2 separate regions of the Mus musculus genome follow, and region 1 is linked to region 2. A link is a contact called in ENCODE POLR2A ChIA-PET data. All regions are on one chromosome and are shown on one strand. The core of a region is the stretch at or near the end of the contact, and the rest is flanking DNA. Distances in the headings are between cores, read along the strand shown. Region 1 holds the start of Kat8 (K(lysine) acetyltransferase 8). Region 2 holds the start of Ctf1 (cardiotrophin 1).

The links. ChIA-PET counts read pairs that join two places held with the same protein, here RNA polymerase II (POLR2A).
Region 1: POLR2A ChIA-PET joins it to region 2 with 11 read pairs in embryonic stem cell. The contact joins the promoter of Kat8 here to the promoter of Ctf1 in region 2. POLR2A ChIA-PET finds 5 or more read pairs at or near these places in 3 of 5 experiments (Patski and embryonic stem cell).

Annotation. Positions count from the first base shown.
Region 1 is chr7:127,909,904-127,916,531 of GRCm38, forward strand. Kat8 (K(lysine) acetyltransferase 8) reads left to right here and starts at 2,614. Exons shown (of 11, transcript NM_026370.2): 1 at 2,614-2,839; 2 at 5,325-5,399; 3 at 5,476-5,651. The coding sequence starts at 2,629.
Region 2 is chr7:127,707,065-127,713,968 of GRCm38, forward strand. Ctf1 (cardiotrophin 1) reads left to right here and starts at 5,639. Exons shown (of 3, transcript NM_007795.2): 1 at 5,639-5,715; 2 at 6,861-6,904. The coding sequence starts at 5,691. Bcl7c (B cell CLL/lymphoma 7C) reads right to left here and starts at 1,702. Exons shown (of 6, transcript NM_009746.2): 1 at 1,372-1,702; 2 at 816-894; 3 at 369-477; 4 at 112-273. The coding sequence starts at 1,463. Mir762 (microRNA 762) reads left to right here and starts at 1,423; the gene lies at 1,423-1,498.

The DNA of each region.
Region 1 (6,628 bases), core at 1,364-3,863, 200 kb after region 2:
AGTAGAGGGTGTCTCAGCACAGCCCCCAAGTTCTGGAAAAAACAGTTGGATTTACATGTTAATCATGGTTGGCCCTGGCATGGGGACAGCATGGTGTATTTACTATGCCTAGGCTAGTCCTTACTTAGGAAGGACATCATCTGAAGATGTCAGGTGAAGTGTCAAGTGAGGTAGAAGCCTGGGCAAAAGCTGTAATGATCCTGAAGAGGGCTAGAGTGGGAGGTGTCCTTTGGTTGTATCTTCTCATTCTTAGGGTGCCGGGCACCTGGTATTATCCTGCTCTGAACTTCTTTACTGCCCAACAGCAAAGTAACCAGTTTTTCCTAGTGCCTTCTCTCTTATTTTTTGTATGTGTGTCTACCTGTGGGTTTGTGCTCATTGCTGTAGATGGCCTGTGGAGTCCAGAGGGGTTTCGAATCCCCTAGAGCTGGAGTTACAGGCAGTAGTGAGCTGCTTGCTGTGGAAGCAGAGCTGAGATTGTCGACAAGAGCAGTGCATGCCGAATCATCCAGCCAGCTTTCCCTCAGTGCCACACACAAAAGGATCTATTCTATTCCCAATGCCATCTCACATAGATACACAACGGTCAGATATTTCTTGGACCATAGTGTCTGAGTTCTGACCTCAAGCTGCCCCTCTCAAGAACTGTTACGAAAGCCGGGCATGGTGGCACACACCTTTAATCCCAGCACTCGGAAGGCAGAGGCAGGCAGATTTCTGAGTTCGAGGCCAGCCTGGTCTACAGAGTGAGTTCCAGGACAGCCAGGGTTATACAGAGGAGCCCTGTCTCGAAAAACCAAAAAAAAAAAAAAAAAAAAAAAAGAAACCTTATGAAAACTGATCACCAAATTATGAATCAAAGAACTTTCAGAGAATGTCTAAATGAGATGTTTATCCAGCCCTACTCTGACTCAACACACTGTTGTGTGCTACTGTAAAAGTTACCAGTGCATGCTGGGTACGTAAAACCATGTGGCAGGAGCCAGTCAGTCTCAACAATAGAGCGTGAGAAAAGGAGCTTTATTCCAGTAAGCCAGCTAAGGAGGAACTGGCTGGCATTATCATCCCTAAAAAACAAAGGTCTTACAGTGCTGCTTCTTTTCATCGACTAGTTCGCCCACAACGCAGTTCCTAAAGTAGTATGCACTGGGCAAGCTATTAAAGGTGTCCGGTGCCCCAATACAGTAATTAAGGAAAACACGTGTGTGTGTGTGTGTGTGTGTGTGTGTGTGTGTGTAGAAAGGTGAAGTTAAACAGCAAATTAGACATGTGTTACTCCAATTCATCTACCAATAAGTTTACCTTGAATGCTGCTATATAGCTTATATAAAGCTATGACTTAACCATATGTATATATGGTTTAACCTTTACTGAGTCTCAGAGAATTGGTATTCTGTACTTGGAGGAGTGTCACTACAGATTCTCCAGGCACTGTCTCCCTGCTCAAACCCTTCTTGGCTGGAGATGTTCAGTGGTAGTGTTTGCCTAACATTAATGAAGCTTCGGGTACAATCTCTAGCAGTGCATGAACCTGGTGTGGTGCCATCCTAACCTCAACATTTGAAAGGTGGAGGTTAGACAACCACTCAAGGTTCTCCCTGGCCACGCTCGAGGTTTTTTGTTTTTGTTTTTCAAAGATTTATTTATTTATTATATGTAAATACATGTACACTGTAGCTGTTTTTAGACACTCCAGAAGAGGGTGTCACATCTTGTTATGGATGGTTGTGAGCCACCATGGGGTCTTAACTCGGGACCTTCATAAGAGCAGTCAGTGCTCTTAACTGCTGAGCCATCTCTCCAGCCCCGCTACATGAAATTCTTAAGAGAAAAGAAGTTGCCGGGCAGTGGTGGTGCAGGCCTTTAATTCCAGCACATGGGAGGCAGGGGCAGGCAGATTTCTGGTCTACAGAGTGAGTTCCAGGACAACCAAGGCTACACAGCGAAACCCGGTCTTGAAAAAAAAAGAGAGAGAAAGAGTGAGTAAGTTTATTTTGAAGGTAGTTTATTTGGCACACCTGTTCTTTTCCTGTCTCAACTGGTTTTTGCTCCCACCCTGAGCGAGAGACGCAAATATAGAGTGGGTAGCATATAAAAAGCCCTGGGTTTTGGCCCCAAGCATCCCATAAAACTTAATTCAGTGATAGAGTACAACTGTAATCCCCAGGATACTGCTGCACGTTCAATGAATTTCAGGCTAGCCTCTGAGAACCTTTCTCAAGAAATAGGAATGCTCGCCTTTAATCCCAGCATTCGGGAACCCAAGGCAGGAGGAGCTAGGTCAGCAAGTGTGTAGGCAGCCCGGGCTATGTCACAACAAACAACTCCACAAAAATAGCTAAGTCCGGGTGTGGCGGTGCACGTCTTTAAATACCAGGACTCAAAAGGCAGAAGCAGGTGGATCTCGAGGCCAGTATGGTCTACATAGCGAGTTCCAGGTCAGTTAGGACTGTAATTAGACCCTGTCTCAAGTTGGGCCAATTTTTAGCAACAACAGCCACACGCAGTACGCACAAAACAAAACCTTGCCACGTCACAACCTCCCCACCTCCAACACGCAAGACTATGCCCGCCCCCACTGATCCGGAAATAAAAGCGGCTCTCTGGCCGGTCACTTCCGGCACAGCAATGGCGGCACAGGGAGCTACAGCTGCAGTTGCTGCAACAACTTCAGGAACTGTAGGGGAGGGAGAGCCCGGCCCGGGGGAAAATGCAGCAGTCGAGGGGCCTGCCCGGTCCCCGGGCCGGGTCTCTCCGCCGACTCCGGCGCGTGGCGAACCAGAAGTCACCGTGGAGATCGGAGAAACGTACCTGTGCCGGCGGCCGGATAGCACCTGGCGTGAGGGCGGGGCCCAGGGCCTAGGGGCGGGATTTAGGGAATGGGCATGGCCTAGGAATGGGCGCTCTGTGGGGCTGGGAGTCTTGGGGCCAGGGTGGTGACTCAGGTAAGAAGGCGGGATTTCGGGAGCTGAGAAGCCCACTTTGTAATTGGAGGTTGGAGTCAGGCCATGCTTGTTTTCACCTGTAAAGCCACCAGTCAGCTGAATACAGAGTTGGCCTGTGAACATTCACTCTGGTTCGATTTCAGGCTTCATTTTTTTTTTTTTTTGCTATATCTGTTCCTTCATTGGTGTTTTGTTGTCTGTCTTTACATTTCTCTTGCCCCCTCATCGCCAGCAAAGAGGACAGCCCAGTTCCTAAAAACACGTTTCCTTATCTTCCTTATCTTTTCTTCCTTTTCTTTCCCTCTTCAAAATAAACCTCAAGCTGCTGGCTTCAAAATAAACTCCGAGCTGAGATGGCTCAGGACATAAAGGTATTTGTCACCAAGTCTGGTGATTTGAGTTCTGTCCCCAGGACCCACATGGTAGAAGGAGACAATGATTCTTACTGTTTGCCCTCAGAATCCATATAAGAGTATCCCCCACCCCCTAATACGATAAATACATCTAATTTAAACGAATAAATGTCGGTCATGGTGGCATACACCTTTAATCCCAGCCCTGGGAAGGCTGTGAGTTTGAGGCCAGCCTGGTCTGCATAGCAAGTTCCAGAAGAGCCAGGACTACATAGAGAGACCTTGTCTCAAAACATAATTAAACTCCTTAGACTGGGTTTGTTTGTTTTTTGTTTTGTTTTTTGTTTTTTCGAGACAGGGTTTCTCTGTGTAGCCCTGGCTGTCCTGGAACTCACTCTGTAGACCAGGCTGGCCTCGAACTCAGAAGAAATCCGCCTGCCTCTGCCTCCCAAGTGCTGGGATTAAAGGTGTCTGAGACCTTTCCAGTTTCTAGGCACTTCTAGTAAGGGCTATTGCCAGACCAATCTTGCTCTGCCCGCCAAAACTATGTGTTTATGTGCCTTTTATCACCTGCTCTTGCTATAAGTAATCTCATGTCTTCCTGGCTAGCTCTTACTCATCTCTTAATTTTTGTTTTTTAAAAAGTTATTTATTTATTTTTTATTATTATTTTTAAAATTTATTTATTTATTACATGTAAGTACACTGTAGCTGTCCTCAGACTCTCCAGAAGAGGGAGTCAGATCTCATTCTGGGTGGTTGTGAGCCACCATGTGGTTGCTGGGATTTGAACTTCAGACCTTCGGAAAAGCAGTCGGGTGTCTTACCCACTGAGCCATCTCACCAGCCCCTATTTATTTATTATATGTAAGTACACTGTAGCTGTCTTCAGACACCCCAGAAGAGGGTCTCAGATCTCATTACAGATGGTTATGAGCCACCATGTGGTTGCTGGGATTTGAACTCGGGACCTGCGGAAGAGCAGTCAATGCTCTTAACTACTGAGCCATCTCTCTCGCCCCTAGTCTCTCTTTTTTTTTTATTATTTTTTTTATTTTATTTATTTATTATATGTAAGTACACTGTAGTTGTCTTCAGATACACCAGAAGAGGGCATCAGATCTCATTAAGGGTGGTTGTGAGCCACCATGTGGTTGCTGGGATTTGAACTTCGGACCTTTGAAAGAGCAGTCGGGTGCCCTTACCCACTGAGCCATCTCACCAGCCCCCCTAGTCTCTTTATCTCCTGTGGTGATCCCATTCTAGACCCCTTCAGGCAAAGTCAGTTGCTTGCATGGTCTGGCACGTTTTTCTTTTTCGTACCTCAGCCATACTGGGTTTTTTTGTTTGTTTGTTTTTTGTTTTTTCGAGACAGGGTTTCTCTGTGTAGCCCTGGCTGTCCTGGAACTCACTCTGTAGACCAGGCTGGCCTCGAACTCAGAAGAAATCCGCCTGCCTCTGCCTCCCAAGTGCTGGGATTAAAGGTGTGCGCCACCACACCCGGCAGCCATACTGTTAAAATTATCTGCCTTTCTCTGTCAATGGGAAAACACTAGAGAACAAGATCTCTTGTGATTCCTCACTGTATCTTCTCACTGTGGCCAGCATTACATAGTGGAGCGCCAGACGAGCATTAATTTCTAGACATCTCTGCATCTGTCCCTGTGCTACAGACTAAAGCATGGTCACCCTTTTAGGTATTCTCCAGATGAAGGAACTAAAGCTCAGAAAGTCAAACCATGGGGCTACAGTCATTTAGGAAATGTGAAGGAAGCTTAAACTGTCTTAATCCCCAGCCAGCTCTCATGGCCCCCAAATGAGTGAATGAGCACTGACTTTGGAGGTAGTCTTAAACATGCTTAAATACCAGGTTTTCTCAGTTTTCAAATCTCTGGTCCTCTGTAACACCCCCTGTACCTCCCCCAAGTCCTAACCTGGCTCACCTTACAGGGTAAATGGCAGGTGTGGACAGATGGATCTGGAAATTACCCCTCAGATCCCCCCCCCTTTTTTTTTTTCTTGACAGATTCAGCAGAAGTGATCCAGTCTCGAGTGAATGACCAGGAAGGCCGAGAAGAATTCTATGTTCACTATGTGGGCTGTGAGTGCCTGGGGCCCTGGGGCCTGGGTGGAAGGAGGGAGGCAGTCAGTCAGTCCCTCACGGTGCGTCCTAACAGTTAACAGGCGACTGGACGAATGGGTGGACAAGAACCGACTCGCACTGACCAAGACAGTGAAGGATGCCGTGCAGAAGAACTCTGAGAAATACCTGAGTGAGCTGGCCGAGCAGCCAGAGCGCAAGATCACTCGAAACCAAAAGCGAAAGCATGATGAGATCAACCATGTGCAGAAGGTCCTGGCCCCTCCCTTCTCAGGACCATCACAACAAAGCCATAGCAACTCCCATGTGAAAGCTGGTAGTATGCCAGGGTTTTTCTCTCGTTTATTCACATATGAAAAAATCCTCAGCTTATAGAGAGAAGAGGGTTGTTCTCTCACAGTAAGGAAACGGTACAGTTAGGACTGGAACTCAAACTTGAAGTCCAAAGGGAAGGAAAGAAACTAAAATTACGTCATTTCCTCTGCTATCCATCCCCACGCCGAGCACTGGACGATCTCATCCAAGCCTCCCTGGCCTTTATCACCACGGGGCAAATCCTTGGTTTTGTGTATGAGGAGGCAGGCTCCGAGAGGTTAAGCTCAAGCTTCTTGGCTTGAAAGCCAGAGTATTAGGTTTAATCTACTTCACCTGCTATTGCAGAGCATCTCAATATCCAGAGGGAGCACAGGCCGGTCTAGAAGTCTTGGTAGGATTTACATTGTCTTAGGGGCCAGGCCCTACCTGACACATCCTACAGAGGTATCCAAAATAAGGAATCTTTGAAAAGCAGAAACAAAGTATGTGTGTTATTAGTGTATGTGTGTATATATACATATATTTCAAAATATTTAGTATATGTATGTATATGCATGATATGTTCCTGTGCTTCTATGTGTGTATGCATGGTATGTGGGGGGAGGGGTTATGTGTGCCATGGTTTGAGAATGTGGAGACCATAGAGCAACTTTGTGGAGTCAGTCCTACCTTTAATTAGGATCCAGGGATCAAACTCTGGTCTCTAGGATTACGTGGCAAGTCCAGTACCCACCGAGCCATGGCAGTAACCCTTTTTGTTTTTGTGAGACTGTCTCCTGTAATCAGGCTAGTCTCAAACTTCCTACATAGGCAAGGCTGGCCTTGAACTCCTCATCTTTCTGTGCCTACTTCCCAAGTGTAATCCAAGGATTACAGGGGTCAGCAAGCCTGGCTCTCTGGTCTTTTGAGACTGT
Region 2 (6,904 bases), core at 4,389-6,888:
AAGATTCCCTGAGGGAGGCGGGACCGGGTGAGAGGACATAATATAAGAAACAAGGACAGGATGGTGGGTTCAACTTTGATGAGAGGGCTCCTGAGAGCCACAGGGCCCTACCTCTCTCCTGACCCAATTGTGGGGGCTGAGTATCTTCAGTAATCACTTCTGGGGGTCCAGTTGGTGATCCAGGGCGGCTGGGCTGGGGCGTCCCCCCAGGGCTGGGCTCAGCACCCTTTTGCAATGAACCTTCAGAATGGAAACTCTGGTTGCTGTTCTCATCTGATGAAGCAAAAGCCGCGCGTTAATTAGCCAGAGATCCCCAGGGGATTCCTTCAGTCCCCCCCACCCAACTCCATTCCAGAATCTCTACATACCATTGAGATCCAGTAGGATGAGGGGGCCTCCCCCTCTGGGACTGGTGCCCCTACCACGTCTCTCCCGGCCACGGGATCTCTCTGCCCCGCCTCCTGCCCGCCGCCTCTCCTGGGGGTTAGAGAGGTAAGATCAGAGCTAGTTGTCTAGGGAGCTCTTACAAAGCCCTTCAATACGAATAAGGAAACCTAGGCTCAGAGAAGCGAAAGGTGCTGCATCAGGTTGTGTAGATTGAGTTAGGCCTTGAACTTGGAGAAAGTGTGTGTGTGTGTGTGTGTGTGTGTGTGTGTGTGTGTGTAAGTGCGCTCGCGCCCCCTAATAATCGTTACCATCTGCCTGGGCTCCACACTGGAGTCTCCAAGCCGACTGAAGGTGGAGGCCAAGGCTGGGAGGGAAATTGCTTGAGGCTGCACAGATGCAAGGCCTGTTGGGGGTTGGGGCTTGCTCACCTCCTCCTGGGGATCCACCACAGGCACCCACTTGAAGATTCGAAGGGAAGTGTCTCCCACAGTCACCCAGCGCTTCTCCCTGTGGGAGGTCAGGAGACTGGATCAGGGAGGCCCAAGGATGAGCCCCACAGACTGGAGGTCAGGGAGGTGTGCTAGGGTAGGGACAGCTTCGCTAACACTGGCACAGAAGCAGAAAGAGCCCTCAAACCCCAGGGCAAAGCAGAAACGGATATAACTTGGAGCTGCGGTTTTGCAGACACCTGGGGCACTCAGCAGGGCGCCACCAAGGCCTGGCCAGGGACTCTGGCAATGAAGACCCGGGGCCAAGCTTGCTAGAGTGTCAAAAGCTTCAGGGGGCGGGGCATAGATGAGGGCTCCCGCTCAGGGAAAGCACCACTCCGGACCACGCTTTGTAGACCTCTGGGAATTGCCGGGGAAAGGGGGCGCCCTGTCGATTCAGAGCACAGCTGGTGGGCGGGGGCAGCGGGCCAGGAAAGGGCGGACGCGTTTGGAGGAGGTGGCTTGGCTGTATCCCTGGCCCGGGGGCAGCGCTCACCATCTCCGGACCTTCTCGATGGTCGCCATCACCTTCTTGATGTCATCTTTGGCCCGGCTCCGGGTCTCGGCCCGCACGGTCCGGCCGGCCATGCTGGCGGGGCTGGGGCCGGGACAGAGCCCGTGGCGGGGCGGCCTGTGGTCCGGCGATCTCAGGCTGAGCGCCAGGCCCCAGCGCCGCTCTTTCGGCCTGCCGTCCCTCCGGGAGTTGGCCGCGCCCTCCCTCGCTCCCCAACGCCTCCGCGCGTCCCCGCCTGGCTTCCTAAGACCGCGCCCCGCCCCGGCCCGTCCCCGGAGCGGCCCGGGCGGCGCGGGCTGCTAGAGCCCCGGCCTGGAAGCCCGGCCAGCCCCGCCCCGGCCCGGGCCCGCCCCTCGGGGCGCACGGACGCACAGCGCCCTCTGCCAGCCACGGAGAGGGAGAGCTGGGGGGCAGCTGTGCGGCTGGACGCGCGCGGCCCGAGCGAGGCGGTGCGTTCCGGCCACGTGGGCTCAGGGGTGCGCGAGAGGGACTGTCCTGGTGTGCGTCCGCGGCGGGTGGGCGTCCCTGAAATGCTCTGTGCGCGCGTCTGCCCTCTCCAGGCTGTTTGATTCTACGCTGCCCAACTTAATTTGTTCATTCATTCATTGAACAGTCCCATGAACAGTGCCAAGTACGCGCCAGACGCTGCGAGTGGAGAGCGGGCCTCCTCAGCCAGAATGGCGGGAATGAGAAAGACCATGTAGATGGGGTAGCAGAGCAACTTGGCATTCCTTGAATCAGGTTGTGTAATTGGTAGAGATACTTTGGAAAACTGATAGTCTTCCAGTGAAAAACTTATACCAACCCCGTTTTCCAACACTTTCCACTCCCAAGCTATCAACACTCAACAGAAGAAATGTGTGCTTGCCTAGTTTTTTGTCAGCCTGACATAAACTAGGTCAGCTGGGATGAGGGAACCTTGGTGGAGAAAGGGCCTCAATCAAGATGCCCTATGGGTAAGTCTGTGGGGCCATTTTCTTGATGGTAGTTGATGTGGCAGAGCCCACACCACTGAGGGCAGTGCCACCTCTGAACACTCTAAGAAAGCAGGCTGGACAAGCTTTGGGGAGTAAGTCAGCAAGCAGTATTCCTCCAAGGTCTCTGTTTCAGTCCCTGCCTCCAGGTTCCTGCTTTAAGTTCCTTCCCTGACTTCATAACGGACTATCACTGCAAGCTGAACTACATTCTTCCCTCCACGAGGTGCTTTTGGTCATGGTGTTTATTACATCACTAGAAACCTCACTAGGACAAAATGTGGTGTCTGTATGAACACCAAGATATGAATACTGGAAAGTTTGGGACTCTTTTCACAGTAGCAACAACCTGGAAACAACACAAAGAATGGAATGGAAGGGGCTGGCGAGATGGCTTAGTGGGTAAGAGCACTGACTGCTCTTCCAAAGGTCCTGAGTTCAAATCCCAGCAACCACATGGTGGCTCACAATCACCCATAATGAGATCTGACGGCCTCTTTTGTTGTGTCTGAAGACAGCTATAACAATAAATCTTTATAAAAAAAAAAAAAGAATGGAATGGAAAAGCAATTACAACCTATTTCTACCATGGACACGGACAGAACAGCCAGAATCACCAGAGTCCAGCTATGTGCAACAGTGAAGAGAGATCTTGGATGAAAGAAGTCAGATGTGACAGCATGCATTAGAATAATAATTAGAATAATTAGAATTATATACATACATACCTACATATAATTCTATATATAACAGAAAACAAATACATTTTGGGGGGGGGGTCTGGACAGTGATCACTATTGGGACTACCAAGCAAAAGAAGGGGTTTCTGGGACCCGCTTGTCACACTGGTCTTAAGTCTGTCAAGATGTACATTTAATACTTGTGTAATATTTCTTGTGTCTATTATAGTTCAGCTAAAGGTTTACTTAAAATGGATGCTGTCAAGATGTCTCAGTGAATAAGGCATTTGCCACAAAGCCTGATGACCCAAGCTCAAAAATTGGGAGCCCATGTGATAGAAGAGGGAACCCACTCCTGACAGCTCTCAGACCTCCACACCTCTTACACATCATACACAGGCAAAATAAATGAGAGACGTTTTGGTTTTTCCTTTAAAAGAAAAAAGGCCAGATGTGGTGGCTCACACTTTAATCCCAGCACCCAGGAGGCAGAGGCAGACAGATCTCTACATGTTTGAGGTCAGCCTGGTCCAATAATGAGATACATAGTAAGACCCAATCTCAAGAAGAAAGAAAGAAAGCGGGGGCTGGAGACGACGACGTGGCTTCCTGGTTAAAAGCTCTTACTGCTTTCCCAGAGAATAGTAGTTTGGTTCCCAGCACCCATGTCGCACTGCCTGTAAATCCCCTCCAGGGGAGTCCATGCCTTCTTGTCTCCTCCAGCACCCACTCAGACGCACACATGGCCCCGACACACACTCAAATGAAAGGGAAGAAGATGAGAGTGTCTCGCATGATTTTTATTTGAAGCTGCGCTGTCACTAGATAGGACGAGTCTGCTGTGCTATGTGTGTGAGGGGTGTCTGTGACGTTTTGGTGTGACCATGTCCACCATGACTGGCAGCGTTTCCAAACGGTAAGAAGTAAAATCTCTGCTTGTCACACCTGCGTGACCGTGGGCAAGTCATTTGTCTCATTGCCTCCTCTATTATGGAATGAGTTAATGTGTATATACAAGCATTCAGGATAGTGCTTGGCACACATGAATACCCAATACATACTGCTGGTTAGTGTGTGTGTGTGGCCACTGCTGACATTGTGGCCTCACCATTCACCTATGGTGTGCTCTGCCAGTGAACTTTGTTCTGACAGTCTGCTTGTGTTAACCCTCTCACGCAGGCTTTTCCAGTTTCCTTTCTCACAAGCTCCACTCAAGTGGAAACTTCTGGTTTGGAAAGTCAGTTATATCAAATGATAGTTTGCTGGGGCACACAGGTGAAAGGATGTCTTGTTAAGCAGACACATGAAAGAATGTTGTCCTGAAGCAGACACAGGTGAAAGGTCCCATGATGAAGGAGTAGAAATGTGACCCCAGGGTCAGTGGGACACTGAGCATTGGTGTGGTTTGCTCCGCCTTGCTGTACTTCCCTAAGAACACGAGTGTATTGGTTCACCTTACATACTGTTGTTGAGCTCAACTTGTGGTTACACCACCATTGAGAGAAACCCAGCCAAGAGCTGCTCCTGAGGTTCCTGTGGCAGCTGCTGCTTCAGTGGCCTTGGGCCAGTTGGTGAGCCTTGCAGTTTCTTCAGGATTAAACTACAGCTGCTGGTTTGTGCATGGCGTCTGCCTGCCTAGAGGACTGGACTGTAGCTGCTGAGTGTTTGGTGTTTGCTATGGGACTGAACTGCTGACAAAGGAGACCAAGCTTGCCCCCCAAAGAACTATTGCTGAGAAGGTCCACCTCCCCCATATTCTAACAACTTTTCTCTTCCACTGCCTCTCATGGGTGGTGGGCAAGAGGAGAGGTTAAACGTTTATTAAAAGTAGGTTGCAAAAAGAAAAAAAATATATGCCTATACTCCTTCATCTGACGCCTCATCATCTGGGTCCTCTCTGTGCCAGAGCCAAAGACAAGAGTAGGTGCTTGGGAACCAATTATAGAGGCAAGTGTGTCCAGTCCTTTCCGTGTCTACCCCAACGTTAATGAGTTGCTGTTCGGGTGTGACCTCCCTGAAGCTCGTGCTTGCCTGTGTAGAAGGCTGGGTCTGAATGCCTTAGTACACACACAGATGTGTGCGTGCGAGGGTCTCTAACGGTAAGGTGAGGAACAGTCTCACTTCTGATCAGTGTGACAGAGAAATTAGAAGGCATTTAAGATAACTAGACCAGGGGGTGCGTGCCTTAGGTGGACCCTAATCTAAACAAGGCTTCCCTGGCCTCTCTTTGTCTTCCCCAAAAAGGAAGTCCTGCCTGCATTCTTCTCCTGCCAGCCTTGCACCTTTCCTCTCAGGTTTCCCAGCTTTTCCCTCCAAAGCAGCCAATAAACAGGCTCTACCTCAGGTCTGAGCCTGAGTCTCCTCCCAACAGGACACAGAACTGCCTTAAAGGCCCAAGTTCCCATTCACTGTGCCAACACCTGCCTCCCAATTCTGGCCCCTTCCCAGTCTAAGCTCACAAGCCGGTTACTGAGCTCTGGGCCAAGGAATTTTGACTGAAAGTAATGGTGGGAAGGAAATATTTGGGGTCTGAACTATGATTGGCCGAGCCCGAGCCACGCCCCTAGCCCTTTCCCCCTTTTTCCCCCTCCCCTCCTCCTCCCCCGGAGGGGTGTGTTGAGGGAACCTGGATAAGCCTGGGGCCAGCATGAGCCAGAGGGAGGGAAGTCTGGGTAAGGGGTTGAATGACTTGATCCTGTGTCCTTGGTGAATAGGAGTCGGGGGGATCGAAAGCTGGGGTTTGGATGTCTGTCAGCACCACCCCACCCCCAAGTCTGGGAGGGGAACGGCCTGGGCGGGGGAGAGGAGACGCCGGTGTCAGGTAACCAGCGGGTGAGTTGGGAGAAAGAGCAGGCGCAAGGAATTGAGGCTTCAGGGCCTTGGGTTCAGGGGTTAGATCACCGAATATATATGGGTGAGTACACCCTGAAAAGGGGCTGGGGTCGGGTTGGAACAGGATAATAGTGCTTCTTGAGAATTAGGAAAGAGTCAAAGCTGAAAGACTGGAGGGAGAGGCCGAGTTAAGGAAGTCTTTGATCTTCGAAGAAGCTACAAGTGACGAGAGCTCAAAATACAGGCTTCGGAGATCTCGGCTGGCGGTGGGAAACTCCGACGGAGGGGATTGTCGGGTCAGGACTACATTCCCCAGCATGCATTGGGGTCCCGGCAACATACATATTGGGAAATGTAGTCGGCTTCCCGTGGCACCACCCTCTAAACAGGGAAGGCCATCCTGTCGTTGATTCATTGATGCTGCTGAGCCTAGCAGGTCACATAGGAGCAACATGAAGGGAATAGGTCTTCGGTTTCTCTATCTGTACAAGGGGCCGGAAAGGCGCGTTCAGTGCTTCAGAGATGCTGACTGAATTCAAACAAGAGTTGGAGAAATCCAAAGATATGTGAACTTTGACCTTAAAGAGTTTCTGGATAGTATCGGTGATGTAGAGTGAGGAGTCTCAGGATCAGACAGATTCACACGGATAAAAGAAGCTACTTTGGAAGTATGAACAAATTCCCTAAAGTGGAAGGAAGAAATTGATTTGAGAATAGGGAGAACTTGGAGGCAGCACTAAGAAGGAGGTATTTGAATTTGGTCCTAGTAGTATTTCAATAGTGACCTGAGGACAGGAGAGACATCTATGTAGAGAAACTGCTTGGTGGAGATCTGGTGCCTGGGATGGGGCAGATTCTTCGTAGGTTGAATATTAGCATCCAGAGCAGAGACTCTGGGTTCAGGGAGAGCCAGCTTGGGAAAGATGGTTAAGGAGTGGGGTTTGGTTGCCTTTATAACCTCTCACTTCCTTCTCTTTCCCACCAGAAGACCACCAGACTGACTCCTCAATCTCATTCCTACCCCATTTG